Regions from separate parts of the Homo sapiens genome. Here region 2 is linked to region 1. Evidence: read pairs that join two places in POLR2A ChIA-PET (ENCODE). Cell type or tissue: PC-9. All regions are shown on one strand. Links, peaks and the distances in the headings refer to the core of each region. The heading gives the core; the rest is flanking DNA.

Region 1 (8,126 bases), core at 1,800-5,799:
TGTATGTATCTGTCTAGCTATCTATCTATCTCTATGTATCTATGTATCTAAAATCCACTGATCTTATTCAGATATCAGCAGTTTCCTATCATGCTAATTTGTGTGTTTATGCATTTTGATTACATGTGTAGGTTTGTGTATCAAGATACAGAGAAGACCCACTGGCATGAGGGCCTCTTATGTTGCCCTTTTATAACCATATCCACCTACTCCCCCTCCCCCTCTCTACCCCAACCCCATCCCTGACCCTTGGCAACCATTCATCTGTTCTCTCTATAATTTTGTCATTTTGAGAATGTTCTATAAACGGAGTCATACAGCATGTAACCTTTCAAGATTGGCTTTTTTTTTTCACTCACTCAGCATCGTTCCCTTAAAATTCATCCTAATTGGAATGTGTATCAATAGTTTGTTCCTTTGTATTGTTGGGTAGTATTCTACGGTATGGGTGCAACACAGTTTAACTCATTGAAGGATAACTGGGTCATTTTCAGTTTTGACTGTTACAAATAAAGCTGCTGCTGGGGTGCTTTTAAAACACTCAGACTGGAGGATCTGACTCAAACAAGAGTGGGTCGAGGGTAAGCCCTGGAAATGTATAAAAGTTTGTGCCGTCACTGACCAGGGTAAGGCATGAATGCAGAGCTTGGGGAGTAAATAAAGTTTAGACTTTATCCTCACCGCACCCCTAAAGTGTAAAACAAAGATATATATGTAGTCAAAGATAGTGCCTTGTATGGACAGCTTGAGTTCTCTGAGGTTACTTCCATCTTTGTCTATAATAGAAAAGGCAATATGTGGCTGGATGCGGTGGCTCACGTCTGTAATCCCAGCAATTTGAGAGGCTGAGGCGGGTGGATCACCTGAGGCCAGGAGTTTGAGACCAGCCTGGGCAATATGGTGAAACCCCATCTCTACTAAAAATACAAAATTAGCTAGGCAAGGTGGCTCACGCCTGTAATCCCAGCTACTTGGGAGGCTGAGGCAGGAGAATTGCTTGAACCCGGTAGGTGGAGGTTGCAGCGAGCTGAGATTGTGCCACTGCACTCCAGCTTGGGCAGCAGAACAAGACTGTCTCCAAAATAAAAAGAAGGAAAAAAAAAAAAAAACAGAAAAAAAAGGCAGTATGTGTTTGGGGAGAAAGTTCTGGTCTGGGGTTTTGGAGGATTTGTGTTGAACTCTTTCTCTTTGTACCCTTGATTTCTTGCCTCATGATGGGCCTCAGTTTGTCCATCTGCAAACTGGGAGCTGATTTTACTTCTGTAGATATTTATGATAGAGGAAAGCAACTGTGGCTGTGGTCCTGGGATTCCTCCAGTGCAGACACCTGGGTTCATCTGAAGGCAGGGAAGGAGCTCCTGCCTCAGTTCCTGCCCGTGAGTTGGAAGGGCTGGGAGCATCTTCAGGGCAGCTGGTCCCTGCTGCAAGTCTCCCTCAGCAGCCCATGCAGCTGACATTGCCCAGATGTGACATTGTCACTTGCAGCTCAGGGCACAGGATCGGTCCCTGGGAGAAAGGACAACTTCAGGGCGAACTAATGAGGCCAAACCGCACACCACTTCCTCCCTGCATCCCAGCCCTCCTCCTGCCTCACTGATAGCCCCTCATCCTGCTTCTCTCACTCCCCTCGGCTCTCCCTCCGGAAGGAAAGCCGGACCCCCTCTCTGCTTCCAGACCAAGGCTGGAATTATTTAATTGCAAATCAGTAAAAGCGTCAGCAGCTTGCCGCTTAACTGCTAAGAGGAATGATTCATAACCCCATGCCAGGCACCGAGCACTTCCTTCCCATCGCCTCGGCCCACCCCGCGCGAGAGAGGAGATAAATTACTGTCATTGCTTTTTATGGCACATATAATCGGGTGGCAACATGGAGACTCGACTCATCTCAAAGTCATTTACAATGAATTATTCATTTGGCTGAAAAAAGTCTTCAATTGGAGGGGGAAATAGCCTCTCGACTCCCTGGCTTCGGGCTGCCCTGTTGGTAGGTGGGGAGGTAATCCTGGGCCTGGGAGATCCAAGTTCCCCTCGGTAACTTCTGGACCTCAGAATCCGATAGCATGGGCAAGAGGGTAGGGGTAGGAGTCTGAGCTGCAGGAACTCACTTACCTAACGTGCTTCTGGAAAATACTGCTGGGGTCCTGGAGTATCTATCCCTCCCACTGGCATACTCAGAGGAAACCACAGATCCTTGTTCACATCAGGTAACCCCTCCCTTCCTCCCTCCCTCTCCTTTCTTTCTTTCTTTCTATAAACATTTCTTTCCCCTAAGACAGAATCTCACGCTGTCACCCAGTTTGGAGTGCAGTGGGGCGATCTCAGCTCATTGCAACCTCCGCCTCCTGGGTTCAAGTGATTCTTGTGCCTCAGCCTCCCAAGTAGTTGGGATTACAGGCTCCCCAGTAGCTGGGATTACAGGCACCACCATGCTCCACTAATTTTGTGTATTTTTAGTAAAGATGAGATTTCATCATATTGGCCAGTCTCGTCTTGAACTCCAGGCCTCATGTGGTCTGCCCGCCTTGGCCTCCCAAAGTGCTGGGATTACAGGCGTGGGCCACCATGCCTGGCCTCTATAAACATTTGTTATCTACTAATATGTGCATATCAGTCAGGATATGGCACCTTACGCTGCAGTAACAAGCGTCCCCCTAATTTCAGAGGTGTAAGAGCACAAGGTATATTTCTCAGGCAACTCATCACACAGGTCTATGTCGTTCTCACTCTGGGAAGCGGCTGGTGGAGCAGCCACTATCTTGATGGTTGCTGCCACAAGCATATCCTCTTAAAACATACACTCAGAAAGGACACATGTTGCTTCTGTTTCCATTTCATGAGCGAAAGCAAGTCTCATGGCCACACCTAACTTCAAATGGGCAGGAAAGTGCCACCTGACCTTATGCCCTGGAGGAGGAGAAAAAGGAACATCTGTGAACGCCCCGATGCTTATTTCACAGGGGATGTGTCAGGCCTTGGAAAGTAACAATGAAAGGGACCTAGTCTTTTTTCTTGATGGTCTAGTGCAAGGGGCAGATGGAAAAGACAGATGCACAGAAAAGGATGATCCAGGGGGCTCCGCTCCAGGAAAGAGGCCTTCCTGGAACTCCCAGGAGGAAGGGCGATGTGGGATCTGGCCTCAAGGGACCTGATCTTGGAACTTTTTGGTCATGGGCAAGTGAACTCATGTCTTCGAGCCTCAGTTTCTTCCTCCTTCACGTGGGGGTGATGAAGGTGAGACCGTAGCACCCACTCATTGGGTGGTTGTGAGAAATGCGTGAAATGTCTGTCGAAGCCTTTGGAAGGTGAGTCATTGGCATGGTTTGCTATGAATTCATTTACACTTGTTTTTAGAATAACAACGCTAAGTTGCTTCTCGCAGGGACATTCAGTTCCTGAGGTTGGCCCCCGCCAACTATGCTTCTGAATCAGGGTTCAGCCTGGTAGGCCTGGCTGGCTGGGGGCTCCCCAAGGGGCAGCTCCAGCTTTATGAAAATAGCAATTTCCCTGGAGAACTCAAGTGTGGACTGGGGGCAGTGCCCCCTTCTGGTAGGAGGGGCTTTGGGCTGGAGGGTGGCCTGAGCATGGTGAGTGTGGAGCTCACCTAGAGGCCTCATCTGTGGGTGAGGTCCCAAGTCCCACCCCCAGCTCCCCCTGAGCCGCAGCCCCCATGGCATTCATTCATTCATCCAACACATATTGATTGAGTGCTGGCACTCGCAGGCATTGCGCTGGGGTTGAGGACACAGCAGATGAACAGGACAGACCAGCTTCTATTCTCACGGTGCTTGCATGGCAGTGGGAGAACAGGTCATTTTTGTGGTTGACACTGTTGGTTGACCAAATGCCCCGGGATCCCTTTGCTCATTTCTGTGAGTTTGTCCCTCAGTTTCTGTGTGCTTTTTTCTTTTTTGAGATGGAGTCTCGCTCTGTTGCTCAGGCTGGAGTGCAATGGCGCGATCTGGGCCCACTGCAACCTCTGCCTTCCGGGTTCAAGTGATTCTCCTGCCTCAGCCTCCTGAGTAGCCGGGATTATAGGCGTGCACCACCACACCCAGCTAATTTTTGTATTTTTGGTAGAGACGGGGTTTCACCATGTTGGCCAGGCTGGTCCCAAACTCCTGATCTCAGGTGACCCACCTGCCTCGGCCTCCCAAAGTTCTGGGATTACAGGCGTCAGCCACCGCGCTCGGCCTTGTGTGATTTGTTTCTGAGAGCCAGCCTGCACCTGTGACTCTCTTTAGAGGACTGCCCCGGGCTATGAGAGCTGGTGTGCCCAATGCATACAGAGAACAGGAAGTGTGCTGAGAGTTCATGTTTCCCCAGAGGCAGCCCTTAGCTCAGGACTGATGAGTGTTGGAGAATGGAAGTCCTGCTCCCTCGCCTTGAATTGGGACATCCCTTAAGATGTCATTTCTACTTCAGGGCCTCCCATAGGGCCAGGCTAAGGCTGAGGCTTTGCTCGAAATTGCCCCCCTGGTTAGCTTCCTCCCTTCTCTGTCCTGCCCCCGTATCAGTCTCCTCTGGGAGCACCTTCTTGAATCATCAGCACACAGATCCTCATAGCAGGGTTTGCTTCTGGGGAGCCTCACTTACAACACTTATCTGAAACCCACCCCTTCCTTCCTCAGTGGGCAGAGCCTCTGTTTTGTTCTCAGCTCTTTCTCCTCTCCACAGGACTCAGCACGAGTACTGTTGGTCTGACTGGTCCCACTCGATTTGCCCTGAATTGCATTAGCTGGGAACAGGTGACTCAGATGTGGCCAAGGACACAGGATGGGATATCTGTGGGGCGGCTTCTGGGAATCGTTTTCTTTTTCTTTTCTTTTTTCCTTAAGGCAGAGTCTGGTTCTGTCGCCCAGAGAGCGGTAACACGATCTCAGCTCACTGCAACCTCTGCCTCCCGGGTTCAAGCAATTTTCATGCCTCAGGCTCCTGAGTAGCTGGAGTTACAGGCACGTGCTACCATGCCCGGCTAATGTTTTGTATTTTTAGTAGAGACAGGGTTTCACCATGTTGGCTGGGCTGGTCTTGAACTCCCTACCTCAAGCGATCTGCTCACCTCAGACTCCCAAAATGCTGGGATTACAGGTGTGAGCCACCACACTGGCTTGGGAATGGTTTTCTTAAAACAATAGGCAGAGGATGAATCCACTTCCCCCACTGGACACACAGCCACATGCAATGGCAGGAACCTTGGCCAGTGCACTGAGGAAGCTGACACACCAAGGATGGTGTGGTGAAGGCACCTGTGCTCCACACGATGCCCGGGAGGCTCAGATTGCCAGCCTGGAGCCCCACACCTCAGAATGCCTTGTTCTGTGAAATGAGAAATCCCCTATTTGGCAAAGCCATTTTGAGTCTGGTCTGCTGTTATTTGCAACCAAAAATATCCCAGTGGATATGATTTCATTTATTTATTTTATTTTATTTTACTTTTGAGATGGAGTCTTGCTGTGTCACCTAGGCTGGAGTGCAAATGAGGCAGTCTCCACCTCCCGGGTTCAAGTGAATCTGCTGCCTCAGCCTCCTGAGTAGCTGGGATTACAGACGTCTGCCACCACGCACAGCTAATTTTTGTATTTTTAGTAGAGATAGGGCTTCACCATGTTGGCCAGGCTGGTCTCAAACTCCTTACCTCAGGTGATCCGCCTGCCTCGGCCTCCCAAAGTGCTGGGATTACAGGCTTGAGCCACCACGCCCAGCTTGACACAGTGGATATGATTTTAGATAGTGATAAGTTGCCATGAAAGATGGGTTCCTTCCAGGTCTCTGTTTAGTTTGGCAGGTGGGTCCCATTGGGCTTCCATCATGTACTAGGTTTGCAATAAATTACACAGTGTCATATGGCATGGGGTAAGGAATAGGCTTTATTGGGGAAACAGAAAACTAACAAGGCAGAGTCAATAAGCAAAACAAATGGAAGGTATGGGGTCAGATAACAGTGGGGAGGACTTCAGGTGTCCTGGGAATGTAACCTCACATTATTTATCCCTCATGTCTCCTGAAACATCTTTTCTGTTTGTTTGCTCTTTTGGTCTCTATAAATCTTGTTTCCTTCTTTGCTATGGCCATCAGGAAGCTCAGAGTTAATTTGTGGCACCTCTCATTTACTGTTAGTACCTTATAGTGTGTAAGTTTGTATTGTCCCTTTAGCCTGACATTATCTTATTTTTCCTTTGCTCCAAGTTCCTCATCCATCTGTTTTTATTCTGTTGGGCTCTGCCTATTTCTGTAAGTTCCATCAGTTATTCTTCAGAGTGAAGCAGGATATGCCTGAATCCATCCATCCATCCCCTGAAGCTGTACTTAGAACCTCCCTGAGGACGGTGACTGCTAAGTGGCTCCGAAGAGCCTCCCCAGGCATCTGGCAGGCTGGGGAAAAGCTGAGAAAGGCCTCTTTCTCTGTAGCTTCAAGGAGGTATTTATTGGCTGTCTTTCAGGCACATTTTAGCTGTCATCCAACATTCTCAACCTTAGTCCCCTTCTCTGGGCTAAGGGGAGAATGATGGTCCTACCCCAGTCTCCCAGATGCCAGGTCTGGGAAATGGAGTGGAAAATCCTTTGAAATTCCCAATTAATAAATAAAAATAATGTGGAGGGCTCATCACCATGGAGACCAAAGGCTTGTTTGGTCGTCATGGTGACCCTGGGATAGGCTGTCTGCCCAAAATGATCAGCATCACTAGGAAAGAAGGGCCAAGAGGTGGAGAGACAGGACTGCATGCCACAGGGTGAGAGCCAGGCGCCGGCAGATTTCTCGAGGCAGGTCGAGAGCAAGAGTGGGATGATGTGGAGGTGTGGGAGATCAAAGGGGAGAGCACACTATCTTCTAGAACTTTCTTCCTGCCACTCTGCCCCCTCTTTCATCCACCTGATTCCTTCTGGGCCCCGTGCCCCCCGGGCTGGGAGGGGAACCTGGCCTACTCCTTGGCAGTGCTGCCAGGGAGTCTCCATGACAACCCCAGCCCCCATCTGTGGGAGTGGAGCCCTCGGCTAGGGCCTCAAGGGAGTTGCCTGGGTAACCGGGCTCCCTTGCCCCACTTCCCCGCCAACCAAACCTCCTCGGCCCCTCCCCCTCTTTGCGATGGGAGGGTGAGAGGATGGGGTCACCATGGAGACCCAGCTTCCCTCCCGCTGCCCCCTTTCCAGAGCAGCTGTCACAGGATGATGGTCGGGAGGAGACCTGGGAACGAGGGTGTCTGCTGGCGAGGAGACAAATGACCAAGACCCTCTCTCTGGCGGAGGAAGAGCATCCTGGCTCTTTAAGAAGTGACACTTCTTGGGATGTTTGGGGTGTTGAGTGCAACTCCTCTCAGCCACCCCCTGCTGGAAGTCCTGGGCTCAGTGGAGCGGGCCTGGGCAACGAGTTCTGGAGCGGGGACCTTCTCCCTCCCTGCCTGGCTGTTCCCCTGCAGAGGAGCTGTGGCTCATTCAGCAACGGAGAACACTCAGGTGGTTAACGAGCATTTACTTCCCAAACGAGGAGACGGTTACATGACTAGTTGTTGTTTTATCTTGCTAATGAAAATACATAAAAAACAAAATGGCCAATTAGCAAGGCCATTTGTTCCCAGGTCTTGGCTGTTTCTTTCTGGAGAGGGAAGCCATTCTCTGGGTTGGGGCTGGCCCCTCAGTCAACTGTGGTGGCCTCTGAGGCCCCTCCCCCTCACTCCTGCCCTTGTGGTCCCTGGTACCCTTGCCTTTGATTTCTGATGTGTGCCGCCAGCAGCCAGGAAACCCCTGCCGGTGTTCCCTGCCAACCCCCCTCTGTAGCCTTCTCATTCATTTCTTTCTTTCTTTCTTTTTTTTTCTTTTCTTTTTTTTTTTTGGAGATGGAGTCTCGCTTTGTTGCTCACCAGGCTGGAGTGCAGTGGCGTGATCTCGGCTCACCGCAACCTCCGCCTCCCAGGTTCAAGTGATTCTCCTGCCTCAGCCTCCCGAGTAGCTGGGATTACAGGCATGCACCACCACACCCAGCTAATTTTTGTATTTTTAGTAGAGATGGGGCTTCACCATGTTGTCCAGGCTGGTCTTGAACTCCTGACCTCAAGTGATCCCCCCGACTCCCCGCCTCGGTCTCCCAAAGTGCTGGGATTACAGGCATGAGCCACTGCGCCCAGTGGCTT
Region 2 (6,742 bases), core at 1,899-5,898, 420 kb after region 1:
CCTCTCTTGAAGCTTGTTTCATGTGTACTCCAAATACATCCCCCGCTCCAAATTATTTTGAGGCAAATCCCATGCATTATACCATTTCATCCATAAATATTTTTATATGCCTCTCTAAAAGATAAGGACTCTTTAGAAACATAACCACTGGCCGGGCGCGGTGGCTCATGCCTGTAATCCCAGCACTTTGGGAGGCCGAGGCAGGTGGATCACTTGAGGTCAGGAGTTTGAGACCAGCCTGGACAACATGGTGAAACCCCATCTCTACTAAAAATACAAAAATTTGTCGAGTATGATGGTGAACACCTGTAATCCCAGCTACTCGGGAAGCTGAGGCATGAGAATTGCTTGAACCCGGGAGGCAGAGGTTGCAGTGAGCCGAGATCGTGCCACTGCACTCCAGCCTAGGCGACAGAGTGAGACTCCATCTCAGAAATAAGTAAATAAATAAATAATAAAAACATAACCACAATACCACTCTCACAACTAAAAAATAATGAAACAACTGTTCCTTAATACTCACGAATATCTGGCCAGTATTCACATTTGCAAGTATATATTGTATTAGAGTTTGCAATGAGGTCCATGTATGGCAGTTGGTTGATAAGTCATTCAAGTCTTTTTATTTTTAATTAAAAAAAAATAGAGACAGGGTCTTACTGTGTCACCCAGGCTGGAGTGCAGTGGTGCAATCATGTCTCACTGTAGCCTCAAATTCCTAGGCTCAAGGGATCCTCTCACCTCTGCCTCCAAGTAGCTGGGACTATAGGTGCATACCACCACACCTGGCTAATTTTTAAATTTTTTGTAGAGATTTAATTTTTTGCCACGTTGCTCAGGCTGGCCTCGAACTCCTGGACTCAAGCAATTCGCCCACCTTGACCTCCCAAAGTGCTGAGATTACAGGTGTGAGCTACCATGCCTGGCGAATTTTAAAAAATTTTGGTAGAGACAGAGTCCCACTGGTGAGCCATGATCGCACCACTGCACTCCAGCCTGGGCTCAAGCAATCCTCCCACCTCGGCTTCCCTGAGTGCTGGGATTACAGGTGTGAGCCACCACGCCCGGCCTGTTAAAATCTTTGTAAACTATAGGCTCCCCTTCATTTTTTTGATTGCACGTTATTTGTTGAAGAAATCAACTTGCTTGCCTGCTAGTTTCCCACTGTCTGCATTTTGCTGACTACATCCCCCTGGTGTAGTTTTCTGTGAGAATTTTTAGTGCAGGAAGCTGACCTAGACCAAGGTTCAGTGGTGATGTGAAGGATGAAGAGTTGCCTGGTGGAGGAAGATCAGAAAAGGGTAGAGTGTTCAGAGGCCTCTGGCCGGGAGTGTAAGATCCTGAGGCGTAGCAGAGCCGAATTGGACCCTTGTTAGTACAGGGTAGGGGGGCTGAGGGTAGTTGAAGATGAGATTGGAAAAATCTGTGGGGACCAGATCAGCACCTGGTTGGCTGTGGGGAGGGGCTGAAATTTGATGGTAGAGCAAGGAGGCTACCGCTGGAGGATTAGCAGGTGACTCTGATGATTTGATTTGAGATTGGAAAAACACCACTGGGTTACTGAATAGGAAATGACTGGAGGAGGCCGAAAGTGGATGCAGGGAGGCCAGGTCAGAGGCTGCTGAGGCCACCACGCTGCCAGAGGTGATAGTGTCATGGCCTGAGCAGGTGACATGCAATGCATCTTCAAAGCAGCCCCATTTTACAGATGAGAAAACGGAGGCTTGGCCAGACGCGGTGGCTCAAGCCTGTAATTCCAGCACTTTGGGAGGCCAAGACGGCCGGATCACTTGAGGTCAGGAGTTCAAGACCAGCCTGGCCAACATGGAGAAACCCCATCTCTACTAAAAATACAAAAAAAAATTAGCCGGGCATGGTGGTGCATGCTTGTAGTCCCAGCTACTTGGGAGGCTGATGCAGGAGAATCTCTTGAACCTAGGAGGTGGAGGTTGCAGTGACCAGAGATCGCACCATTGCACTCCAGCCTGGGCAAAAGAGTGAAACTCCGTCTACAAACAACAACAACAAAACACGGAGGCTCAGAGAGATGAAGTGGCTTGCCCAAGGCCTGGGTAGTGTGTCTGGCAATGGCAGGCAGCTGGAGCCGCAGTCATCAGATCTTGCAATTGACATGGGTACTTTCCCTCTGTTCTCCCAGGTGCTTCGGGGCGTGGCAGCAGTTCGTGCAAAGAGGGTCCCGGTACCGAGACCACCTGGCTGACCGCCGGACGGGGACCCTGAGGAAATGCCTGGAACAGTGGGTGCGGATGAAGCAGCTCCGGGAATCAGATGGGGCAAAGGTGACCCAGCTGTCCCTCTGCCGGCAGAAAGCAGGTGAGCTAGTGTTGGCTTCCGCCCCAGCAAACCGTGTCACTTAAGCCCCTTCTTCAGTGGTCCCCAGTTGAATATGTGAATTCTTGTGGGAGGTGATAGAACTGGGGCTTTCTAGGAGGGCAGCCTGTAGGCCTGGGAGGGTGCAGGAGGGGTCCCAGAGTGGGCAGGCCCCAGCTGAGCCACATCCCTATGTCCCATTATGAGCTGCTGTGGGTGACAGACTTGGTTCTGCTCCTCCCACTGCAGGCTTTCTCAGTGCTGGTATCCTAGATCCTGCCCAGAAGGGATGTGGGCCCTGCTCTTGGGAAGCTCCTGGTGTGATGGGGGACACACAGCCCTAATCCCCACCCCAAAACTTAACTGGGGGCCCGGTGTAGTGGCTCACGCCTGTAATCCCACACTTTGGGAGGCCGAGGAGAGTGGATCACCTGAGGTCAGGAGTTCCAGACCAGCCTGGCCAACGTGGTGAAACCCTGTGTCTACTAAAAATACAAAACTTAGCCGGGTGTGGTGGCGCATGCCTGTAATTCCAGCTACTCGGGAGGCTGAGGCACAAGGATCGCTTGAACCCAGGAGGCTGAGGTTGCAGTGAGCTGAGATCGTGCCATTGCATTCCAGCCTGGGCGACAAGGGCAAAATTCTGTCTCAAAGAAACAAAAAACAAAAAACAAAAAAACACTTAACTGGGGAAGATGGGATCTTTGAGGTGACCTGGAGGGGAGGGCTTGGAAGCGGTGGGACGGGACAAGAGGGGAGAGCTCCCAAGAGGGGCCTGAGGCAGCAGCTATCAATGGCTGTGGGCAGAGTGAGGTCAGTGGGGAGGCAGCTGACTGGACTCTTGACGGTTTCTCAGGACGTGAGGCTGTCTACACCGCAGGCCCTGGAGCCTGTGGCCTGGGTGCAGTGGGCCAGGCCCAGGGGCAGCAGGAGCAAGGCCGGGGCTCCCTGCAGGATGCCTGCTGGACACTGGCCCTCTGCTGGGCGCTGCTGCTGTGGAAGATGCGGCTTTTCCAGCGCCAGTGGGCCAAGTAGGTGTCCTCGAGCTTGTGACCTGGGGTTGGGCCTGGGGGCTGTGGGGTGGGCACGTGAGCAGTGCTCAGCACCAGGAGGAATGCGGGAGGAATATCCCATAGGGCAGTAACTGCATCCCACTCCTCCCCGTGGCCCTGCACAGGGCCTGGCACACTGCGGTGCCCAGCCAATGTCAGGCCCTGGGAGGTGGCCTAGGGACACTGGAACAGTGATTGAGCAGAGGGCCACTGGGGGCCAGGGGGCTGCCAGAGACACAGACATGGAGCTCTACAGGGGTGGCCGGAACCCTAGTGAATGCCCGTCTCCCTGCCAAGTGTAAGTCCCTGGTGGCAGGAACCATGTCTGTCTCGCCGTCACCGCTGGCTCCCAGCTCCCTGCAGGTGCCTGGCATGTTGCAGGCACAGAATAAATACTGTAAAGGAACAAGGGCAGGAGCCAGGGATCAAGCTTTTATCTCCTCTCCCATTGGCCTCATTACACAACTAGAGAAACTGAGGCTCAGAGGGCTGGAGCAGCTTGCTGTAAATCCCAGTGGGAGTCAGGAGCAAGAAGGTCCTGTGTTGAGACCTGGGTGCTGCCCCCACACAAGATGGTCACTGATGGAATTCGGAGCCCAGAAGAAGGCTGTAGGTGAGGGGAGGGTGGCGATCAGGAGAAGCCAGCTTCCCGGAGGGGATGTCAGGAGGAATGGAAGCGAGCAGTTGCAGGGTTAAGAATTCTGTCCTTGGCTGGGCGTGGTGGCTCACACCTGTAATCCCAGCACTTTAAGAGGCCGAGGCCAGTGGATCACCTGAGGTCAGGAGTTTGAGACCAGCCTGGTCAACATGGCGAAACCCCATCTCTATTAAAAATACAAAAGTTAGCCAGGCGTGGTGGTGCTCGCCTGTAATCCCAGCTACTTGAGAGGCTGAGGCAGAAGAATGGCTTGAACCTAGGAGGCAGAGGTTGCAGTGAGCCAAGATCATGCCACTGCACCCTGGACAACAGAGCGAGAATCCATCTCAAAAAAAAAAAAAAGGAATTCTGTCCTTGAAAGCCACACACCCACATGGTCCACATGGACCCTCAGCCTCTTTCAGTGTACCCCTGCAACTTCAGGGGAATTCAATTCACCGTGACCTTTCAGAATGTGGGGGCACTGCTCACATGCCTGCCCCACAACCCCCAGGCCCTCCCTCTCCAGCCCATCCTCTGGCCTTTGGACTTCAGGGCACAGTTCATATCTCCTGGCAGCTCTCCCGGGGCACCCTCCTGGGCCTAGATGAGTCCCAGGTCTGCTGCTATTTGGAGTTTGGGGAAATGATCTTCCCCTGGGCTCAGCTTTCTTATCTTTATAAGTGAGTGCAGGCAGAAGTACTGGTGTGGTTGTAGGGGTGGCCTCTGGAGTCTGGGATCCCTGAGCCTGGGGACCAGCTCCACCTCTGATCAGCTGCTTGGGCTCCCAGCCACCCCGGGAGCATGATGAGGCCAGCCAGTGAAGCAGGTGGAGCACTAGCTCGGTTAGCCAGACGTGGTGGCACGCACCTGTAATCCCAGCTGCTCGGGAGGCTGAGGCGGGAGAATCACTTGAACCCAGGAGGCAGAGGTTGCAGTGAGCTAAGATTGTCCCACTGCACTCCAGCCTGGGTCACAGAGCCAGACCCTGTCTCAAAAAAAAAAAAAAAAAAAAAAAAGCATCAGCCCAGTCAGCCCAGTCTCAGCTGCTCACTGAGGTCACTCAGAGAACCCCAGAAAAAGTCTGGAAGCCCAGACTGTACCCTGACCATTAAGTCAGAATCTAGCAGAATCTAGGGTGGGACCCTGGTGGGCATCGGTACCTCTTGAAGCCCCCAGTGATTCCAGCATGCAGCCGCTGTGGGGGGCAGCAGCGTGGAACGCTAGCCCAGCGTCTGGCCTGTGGCGAGCACCCTTTCAGCCCATCTCTTTCACAGCGGCCAGGGTAGGGTAGCCCCTGCTTGGCCACCCTGCACAGCCTGAGGGTGAGGCTGGGTGGGTCACTCACCTGCCCCTTCTCTAGCTCCTTCTTCCAGGGCCTGCAGCAGCGGATGCTGCAGCGCAGCCTGAGATGGTGGCACTTGAGGGCACTGGGCCCAGATGCCACATCAAGCTGCACCAAGACCCCCTCGGCTCTGGAGCCACTGAGCAGCAGCACACTCCAAGACTCTCTGGAGAAGGTGAGAGGTAGGAGGGTGGGGAGGGGCTGGGGCAGGTAGGGGTGGATGGGTGGAGATTGTGGGAAGGGGACAGGGTAGGGGACCAAGGACTCCACATCTCCTTCCCCAGGTTCCCAGGGCCCCCACCCTCCCGGACACTCTCCAGGGGAGCCTTCTGTGGGCAGCTGGGCAGCGGCAGCAGGGGCAGTGCCTTCTGCTCTGGCAGGCACGGGCCCAGCAGTTCCAGGGCACAGCCAGGTGGTACCAGCATACCCGCCAGAGGCGGTAGGGATCCCTCCCCATCCGCCCGCCACTCTATGGACTTACTGTTTCCCGGCCCCTTCTCCCTTCCACCCTTGGCCTTCACAGCAGCAGCCCCTTGGGGTCTGCACCTCAGGGGGCTTCAGTTCCTCCTGTCTTCCTGCCCCGTCCTACTGAGAGGGTGTCGGGGAGTGGTGAGGCACTCTACAGAGTCACTGTTCCTCTTGGAGATTTTGCAGCTGAGGTTCCTTCATTTATTCATTTATAGCACAATGCATAAGAGTTGGTCTCCCTGGGTTCTAATCCCAGCTTTGCCCCTCATTGGCTGTGTGATCTTGGGCAAGTTGCATAACTTCTCTGTGCCCTATTTGCCTATCTGTAAAATGGGGTTAATAGTACTGGCTCCAGTGGGGCAATGGCGAGGCACGGCACATACATTCCCCAATGCCGTGTGTGGCACGTTGTGAGTGCTCAGTCCATAGCAATGTTTATGGCTAGTGGTTGAGCACAGGACTTGGCAGTGGGGGTCTAGAATCCCACCCTATCCCCACCACTCATCATCGTGACCCTGGGAGAGGTGCTTGGCCCCTCCAGTCCCCAGCAACCCACCCTCCCATAATGGAAACAGAAGAGTCACCCAGAGCCTCCTGCTGCTGGGGAGAGGAAGAGAAAGGAGGGTGGGGCAGGGCTGGCCTGGGATTTGGGGGACAGTGGCCATCCTCAGGGTGGACCCTCCCTTTCCCAGCATCTTCCTCAGCTGGAGCCGCTGGGCAACAGCCCAATGGGCCTGGAGAGAGCTGGCTTCCCACCGGGCCTGGGATCGGACCTGCAGGGCTGTGCTGGGCCTGTGGCGTCAGCGGCTGCTGCAGTCACGGCTGGTGGAGTGGTGGGCCCAGGAGCGGGGCTGGCGGCTGGCACGAGATGCCCTATGCCACTGGCACTCCTGTTGGCAGGGTGAGTGG

What was found. ChIA-PET counts read pairs that join two places held together with the same protein. Peaks named below come from ENCODE experiments on the same cell type or tissue, not always from the same donor. Only the 100,000 strongest peaks of a DNase experiment are listed, where the experiment ranks them.
Region 2: POLR2A ChIA-PET joins it to region 1 with 8 read pairs; 2 of 35 experiments call an interaction of 5 or more read pairs at or near these places.

What each region holds. Positions count from the first base shown.
Region 1 is chr1:11,348,730-11,356,855 of GRCh38, forward strand. No RefSeq gene overlaps it. Among named protein-coding and RNA genes, the nearest start is that of UBIAD1, 80 kb to the left of the region's middle. In PC-9, for the core only: no CTCF peak of the experiment used is centred there; DNase peaks (open chromatin) are centred at 3,792 and 4,282.
Region 2 is chr1:11,773,277-11,780,018 of GRCh38, forward strand. It overlaps C1orf167 (chromosome 1 open reading frame 167), which reads left to right. Exons shown (of 21, transcript NM_001010881.2): 9 at 2,159-2,334; 10 at 3,188-3,362; 11 at 5,384-5,540; 12 at 5,650-5,804; 13 at 6,526-6,734. It overlaps C1orf167-AS1 (C1orf167 antisense RNA 1), which reads right to left and starts at 6,343. Exons shown (of 3, transcript NR_126000.1): 1 at 5,847-6,343; 2 at 5,369-5,531; 3 at 3,801-5,008. In PC-9, for the core only: no CTCF peak of the experiment used is centred there; no DNase peak of the experiment used is centred there.